2 separate regions of the Mus musculus genome follow, and region 1 is linked to region 2. The links are chromatin contacts, found by POLR2A ChIA-PET in ENCODE. All regions are on one chromosome and are shown on one strand. The core of a region is the stretch at or near the end of the contact, and the rest is flanking DNA. Distances in the headings are between cores, read along the strand shown. Region 1 holds the start of Spats2l (spermatogenesis associated, serine-rich 2-like). Region 2 has its middle 170 kb from the start of Spats2l.

Region 1 (3,725 bases), core at 1,053-3,552, 170 kb before region 2:
ACCGGATCTGACACTTGGTATCCTGACTTATCTCCTAAGATGTTGACTGTAGTTCTGTAAAGATCCTCCAGGGGAGACCACCTTTGCCCTTCCAAAAAAAAAAAAAAAAAAAAAAAAAAAAAAAAACACCCAGCCATGAAGGAACACCCACTGTTAGCAATGGTACTAGCCTCTGATTGTAGACTAAAAATGAGGCATTTCTAAGGCTTAGCTGCCGTTTCCAAGTAGAGGTGACCTACGTGGCAGCGCTTCACTGGCTGCCATGCTGTGCCCTAAGTGTTTGTTCCTTTGATCACCTCTTCCCACAATGGCCACTTGAAATTAGTTCGAGCAGAGAAACTAGCAATTGACCACTTTGGTGGGGGGCTCCTCACAACAAAACAGACACAAAAGAAGCCCTGGCCATTTTGCCTGACTAAATTAGCACACTACCTAAATTGATTCCTAGGCACTCATTTAATATTTCAGAAATTAAAGAACAAAAATTGCCAATTAATACACCCCTTTCCCAGATGTTCAGTGTTTTCCCCTTCATCTCTTAAATATTCTCTGCATTCAAGTTAATTGTATTTTTATGCAAATTCCCCCTTGGAGCTAGTCGTGTGTGTGTGTGTGTGTGTGTGTGTGTGTGTGTGTGTGTGTGTGTGTGTGTGTTTAAAGCCATACGGAATCTGACATGATTTCTGTTCTGTTGCTCTACAGAAAAAGGTTTTTAACCCAGCTTGAGTTTATTTCAAAACTCTAATTAGAGACTAAAGTAGTATTTGCCTTGTCCAAATAGAAAATCATTCCCAAAGTTGATTTTTTTTGTTCCTGGTTAAAAAACCAACAAACATCAGATATACAGATTTTTTAAAGCATTACAGTTCCTTGATAAGACTGTCTCCCATCTTCCCAGAACAGTGCTTTCTGGTTAAGTAACACAATTTCATAAGGCTCATAAAATATTTTATCCAGAAGGCAACTTTTTAAAGAGTTCTTTCAAAATATTTTTTTCTACTACTTGAATAGTCTTTTTCTATTTCTGACTTCCTGTCCTTTCTTTTCTCTGCCATACTGCACATTTGCTTACTCTCTGGAAACAGAGTCTGAGTAGCAATGAATGCTCCTCTAAAACAAAATTGAATGACGGTATAAAGACCGCACGACCTTACTCTATCTCTGCACAAATTCTAAAATTTCCGTGTCCCTCTCCCCTTTAAAATCTTCGGGGCTGCAAAGGGGTCAGATACTTTAGTATTTTAAATAAGCAAGTGAAATATTACATGTGTTTTATGGAAGGAAAGGACGGCGCTGTGGTTGAAGTTCAAGGGTTTTTCGCTAGTCTCACACTATAGAGATTGTGCTGCACTCAAAGCAAAATGCTGTCTACAAAGAATCTTTAATGAGTGTGTCAGGTCTCCACAACCTTGGCACCTGCTAAAAACCAGGACTGCTGTGAGCCGAAAACCCATCAAGTTCACAAATGCCGACCCTACTGCGCACTGGAAGGCTCCACTCGCAAGGAGGAAGGAAAGGATGGGAGGTTTCCGTCGCATTCCCGTCCAGGTGAAGGCTGGATCCTTCACCCCGGTGTCCGCAGTAAACACGGAACTCCCAGCAGAGCGCCAGAAGCTCTGCTATCTCCCCAGATGCGCAAAACTCAAGTTGTCTCCGCGACTCAGAAACGACCCTCGCTCCGGGCTGCAGTCCGCGGCGCCCGCGGGCTCCGGGGGGCTTTTCTGCCCAGACCCTGCAATGACATCGCTCGGTCCGGCGGCCTGGGCGCCCCCTCCCGCCTGCCCTGCGCGCCCTCGACGCGCGCACGCGAACGCTGGGACCCGATCCCGCCGGTGCCGAGGGGTGCGGGGCGCTCGGGACCTGCGGCCCCGCTCCGGGCAGGCAGATCGGCGGCGCGGAGCTGGAGCGCAGGGGGGCGCCCGCGTGGAGCAGGGCAGGCCGAGTCCGCGATCGGTTCCGCCGCTGTCCCCACCACCCGCCGGGGGAAGGCAAGGACCGCGACCTCCGCGTCCGGTCGGCCAAGCTCGGGCCACACCCAGTGCCCCGGGAGGCGGCCTTCGGGCGCTCGGCTGGTCGATCGCCCCCACCCTGGCCACGCAGGCCCTGGTGAGCCGCCCGACCCGGGGACCCGGGCTTACCTCGTTGCGAGCGCGGCTGCTCTGTCCCGGGCCGGGGCGCGGCGCTGGCGGCCCCTGCAGCGCGGAGAGCGAGCTGAGGGAAAGCGGCGGTAGGGCCGCTGGGCCGCTGGGCAGGCTGGATTCCTTCACTGCCTCAACTCCGCGCCGCCAGCCCCACGCAGGGACACTCCCGCCCGCGCAGCCGCCCCCTCCCGGCGGCCGCCCGCCCCTCCGTGTCACTCACCAGGAGCACACACCCCGCCGGCGCCCCTCGCTCGGGCTTGCACACACGCCGCCGATCACGCCTCCCTGGGTTTTGTATCCGCTCACACGCACGTTCTGACACGGATCCTGTCCCTCCACACGCCCTCCCTAGCTCCTTTCCCACCCTACTTTCTAGAAGAATCCCCCATACAGCTTCAGCACTTCATTGGCTTGCCCCGCACCAACCTTCTCCCCTTCCCCTCCAAACCTCCACCTACCCTAAACTGCCCACTACTGTCCAAACACTGGGTACTACCCGCGTGAGGAGCAAGAGAATCGCTCTTCCCTACCCAGGAAAACGAACTTTGCTGCCCCAGCACCGTCTGCAAAGGCGAGATGCTTCTCCGGACAGAAGGTAGTAATGCTTTCTGGGAGTGAGCCAAGCTCAAATGTAAACAAAGATAGCTTATTCGGAAAAGCCGCGGAAAATCAGGCCCTGGGATGAGCTCTGGGGGCTCAGCCCGACCTTTGAAATCAGACTGAGCTGAAGTGTTTTGGCTCCTCGTCTTCACTCCGGGTCTCACGCGGGCATCTAATCGTGCGTGATCACCCACTGAGCTGCCCTGAGCTACCCAGTGGCAGCGGCTGGTGATGTTTCTGCCTGGGAGTGCAGTAGTTGGGAGAGGAAAGGCAAGCATTATTCATGATGGACGCACTTTAGATCGCACACCTCTTCCAGAGGCAGCAGAGGGAAATGCAGGCTGCTCTCAGGTTTATTTTTGAAGGGTAACTTCCTAGCCGCCCTTTCTCTGAGCAGTAACTGTTCCTTGGGTGAGTGGGGTGGGGGGCTTCCTGGCTCTCAGCCCTCTACAAATATCAAATCAGTCGGTTTCGCCTCTCAAGCTCAGAACAGCGGAATTGTATTCCATTTAAGGGAGTCGTTATTTGAAACGAATTACACTTTCAGGTAACATTCGGATCTACAATACATCATAGCCCAGTTGACAAAGGTCACTCTGATTAAAAGAAGAGATGAAAGGAAATAACTCATTTTCTTACCTGACTGGGAGTTTTCTCCCACCCCATAGGCTGGATTGGTGAATGAGTGTGCTTTATTTAGTATCTGATCCAACCCTTCAGATAAACTCAGTGGGTAGGTATGTTTTTTTTTCGCTTATTTGCAAATAAAGAAAGGAGACAAAAAGTTAAATAGCTTGTCTAAGTTTTCAACTAGTAACTAGAGGAAGAATTTGAACCCAGTCTGGCCCAACCTTTGTGCAGACGGAAAAGCCAGCTTCTGTACAAGTCAAGGACAAATGCCACCCTATTGCTTATTGAATTTGAAAGAATTAATTAGTAACTTGGAATGATTCAACTTGGAGTGTGGTGCACATTTCAGGGCTT
Region 2 (3,606 bases), core at 873-3,372:
AATGCCTGCAGGAGAGTAGAGCCATAACAAATGGAGTTAGTGCCCCTGCCCCTGTGAGGAGTATAGAGGTGCTTGATTCCCTAGCATTCACAGTGTCACGGGGCAAAAGCAGGGAGCTTGTTTGTTGCATCCACCACCAGCTGCTTATTAGGCCCTGTGGGAATCTGCACCTGCATGCCCTCTGATCTGTTCCTTGCTGTACCATAGCCCTGTACCAGGGCTGTACCATGGTGCTCTCTGATGCTCACGCCCAGACTCTTATATGTTCTCAGAGTGAAGCCCTCACACCCACCATGTCACAGCACTTGGGACTGTGTCAGAAACATCAAAGTGAAGATCTGTTGCTCCTGAGCCACGCCTTCCGAATCCGGAGCCCAGGAGTAATCTGAATAATCTGAATGGCCGGGCCTTCTTGCAGCTTTGATGCAAGCTGACTTTCAGAACTCCTGCTCTCTGGAGCATAGGACCCCCCCCCCCCCCCCCCCCGCCCCACCGGTGGGAATGCTGAGGCCCAGACCTCTCCGTGCTTCTGTAGGAGGCCGAAGAGTTCCCTAATGAGACTATCCCAGCCCCTGAGCTACACCAATTAATAAGATAAGTAAAGCGCTGTGCCGTATTGATGGATCTCATTAAGTCAGAATTCTTTACTAACTTCAATTAATTCTTCCCAATTATCAGCGGAACTTCAATGGAGGAGCTTTTCAGTTTAACCTGAAATTACCCTTTACAGACAAGCTAATTTACTAAGGTTGACAATATTTGAAGTTTAAGAACCTTCACCTTGATTAATTATATTTCCACATCCTAAATCCATGATTAAAAGTGAAAGGGCCAGACATGGTGGCACGCTGCACACTCCTGGAACCCTGGAACTTGGGAAGATCACCCAGGAGGATCATGGCCAGGAGTGTGTAGCATTGGCTGCACAGTAAGTTCTGTTCTGTGCCAGGCTGGCTTGTATAGTAATTTCTGCCTTAAAAAGCAAAATGAGAGCACTGTTGGTGTAGTTGAAGGTGGTTTCAAGGTTATCTGAAAAGAATATAAAGAAGTATTAATATCCATGGACTCAGTACCAACTATATATTTTCTGTTTTAGCGACTACGTATTTGTTCTCATACATGTTAGGACATGTGTTTCTCACAACGAAACTAGGGTTTGACCAGCTGTATGGTCTATTTACTGACAAGGAAATGGGTTCATAGAAGCTACACAGTAACCCAAGCTGGAAGCAGAACTAGGCAGACAGTGCAAAAATCCTCGGCACCACACCGCTTGAATGATGGACTGTGGTCCGTATATGCTCCAGTCTCTGATGCAGATAAATGTAATTTGGATGGATCTAGTTCTGCCTGATCTTTCTCCACGAAGTTTTTAATGAGTGGGAAGCAGAAACAGAAAACTGAGCAACAAGGAGATGTCTGAGTTACCGTGGGCGCCAGTGACGGTCGTGGAGAAAACAAGTGTGGGAAGAGTAGGCTACCCTCGTGAGGTGGGTGTGGCCCGTCTGTAGGAGGGAAGGAAAAAGGCTGAGTTACAGGAGCCACAATAGGCAGCCATGCAGAACAAAGGGAAGGTATGTAAGCAGAGACAGGAATGTGTGAGAGGTGACATGAACAGAGGAAGAACCAGAAAGTTTGGAGAAAGTAAGAGAAAGCCTGAGGCTGAATGTCAAGAAGGGACTGAGAGACTGACAGGCACAGCCCAGTGATGAGTCCAGGTAAAGACACTGAAAAAGTATGTGCTGGACACTTAAAATAGAGTCTGACAAACTAACTGAATCGTGCACTCAATATGTTTTATTGTCTTTTAAATTTCTACTAAATTAAATTTATTTTTTGAATTTCATTTATATGTACTTAATTTCCACCCCTTCCTCTTTTCCTTCCAATTGCTCCCATGACATCCCCCTCAAATCCACTGTATCTTTTTCTTTAAACTATTGTTGTTAAGCATATGCATACATGTAAATGAATAAATATATAGCTACAACCTGCTGAGTAAGTTTAGTGTTGCTCATGTATATATTTTAAGACTGACTCCTTGGTATTAGATAACCACGTAGGAGGCTCATTTCTGGAGAAAATGAATTCTTCTGCTGGGGTTAGCCTTGTGTGCTGGGTATTCAGAAACTGAGCTCTGCTCTCCCGTCCAGACTGCAACCTGATCCTGGGCCAATGTTAACCTATGTACTGTAAAAAAACCAAAACCAAAACCTATGTTCCCCAATAATCTCTGATTGGTTAATAAAAAGCTAGAGCCTGTGATTGGCCAGGAGTGAGATGAAGGTGGGACTAGATACCGAGTAGGGGATCTGAGGTGACGAGAAGGAAAAAAGAGTGGAGAAAGATGCCATGAGGCAGGATGGACCATGAGGATGTATGTGGCCAAGAAAAGTTCATCCTGAGGACACACATGGAACAGAGCAAGCTGGCTGAGACTTAAATAGCAAGTAACATAGTGCCTATGGCTGGGATGTAGGCTAGAATAGCTCAGAAACTGCCCAGTCTAGGGTTACAGCTTGTTAATAAAAATACCAGGTTTCTGTGTCTCTTATTTGGGAGCTAGACAGGAACAAGTTGGGCAGAAAACCTCCAATAAAAATATTCTACATTCCTCTCTCCTTAACTACATTCCACTCCTTAACTGCCTGTAGCTCTTTATCTCAGGGTGGAAAAGAAGCAACCAAGTGAAGAGGAAGCCCCAGAGTGGGAGGGACTCTTTGTCAGTTACACATTCTAATATAGGATTAATATCTAGAATACAGAAGGAGCTCAAAAACAAAGAGTCAAAAAAACAGAACAAACCAATTAAGAAATGGGCTGTGGATCTGAACAGAGCTCTCAAAAAAGAAGAAATGAACGTGGCTAAGAAATAGCTCAAAATGCATTCATCATCCTTAGCAACTAAGGAAATGCAAGCTAGAACAATTTTGAGGTTTCATCTCACCCCAGTCAGAATGGCTGTGACCAAGGAAACAACTTCCAACAAAGGCTGGAGAGGCTGTAGGGCAAAGGAATGTGCTTTCACTGTTAGTGAGATTGCTAACTGGGCAGCTGCTCTGGAAATCAGTGGGGGGAGAAAAGCTAAAACTATAACCATATGACCCAGCTCTACCACTCCTTGACATATGCCCCAAAGACTCAATGTCCTACCCCATAGACATTTGCTCCATACTGTTCATTGATGCTGTATCCAAAATAGTTAAGTAATGGGAAAAAACCTAACTGTCCTTCAACCTGTGAGTGGAGGGTTGGAAATGTACACACACATATGGGTATGAAAAATATGACATCATGAATGTTGTAGGTAAATGTTTGGGACTAGAAGACACTGTGTCACTGATTCCTTCCCATAGCCTGCACTCTTCCCCTGTGATTGTGTGTCTTCCCCCATCAGATGGTAATAATTACACTGCTATACAAATTTTACTTTGTTCTCTATATGCTATGCATTCTCCCATTTTTCTGATTCTGGTTTTTGTTAATTCTTAGCCACTGTCTTTTATGTTGGTGCGTTTTTTTCCTCATTGTTTTCCAGCTACCTTGTACTTTAGAGTGAAATGCTTACACTTACTGAAACGTTGAGTTGTCTGGGGGAATTTTTCA

The links. ChIA-PET counts read pairs that join two places held with the same protein, here RNA polymerase II (POLR2A).
Region 1: POLR2A ChIA-PET joins it to region 2 with 109 read pairs in Patski. The contact joins the promoter of Spats2l here to the enhancer-like site in region 2. POLR2A ChIA-PET finds 5 or more read pairs at or near these places in 2 of 5 experiments (Patski and embryonic stem cell).

Annotation. Positions count from the first base shown.
Region 1 is chr1:57,773,438-57,777,162 of GRCm38, reverse strand. It overlaps Spats2l (spermatogenesis associated, serine-rich 2-like), which reads right to left and starts at 2,302. Exons shown (of 14, transcript NM_144882.4): 1 at 2,139-2,302.
Region 2 is chr1:57,605,108-57,608,713 of GRCm38, reverse strand. No RefSeq gene overlaps it. Among named protein-coding and RNA genes, the nearest start is that of Spats2l, 170 kb to the left of the region's middle. Within about 2 kb of position 2,122, at least 1 of the 3 ENCODE cell types and tissues checked has a DNase peak (open chromatin) inside an H3K27ac peak, as active enhancers do.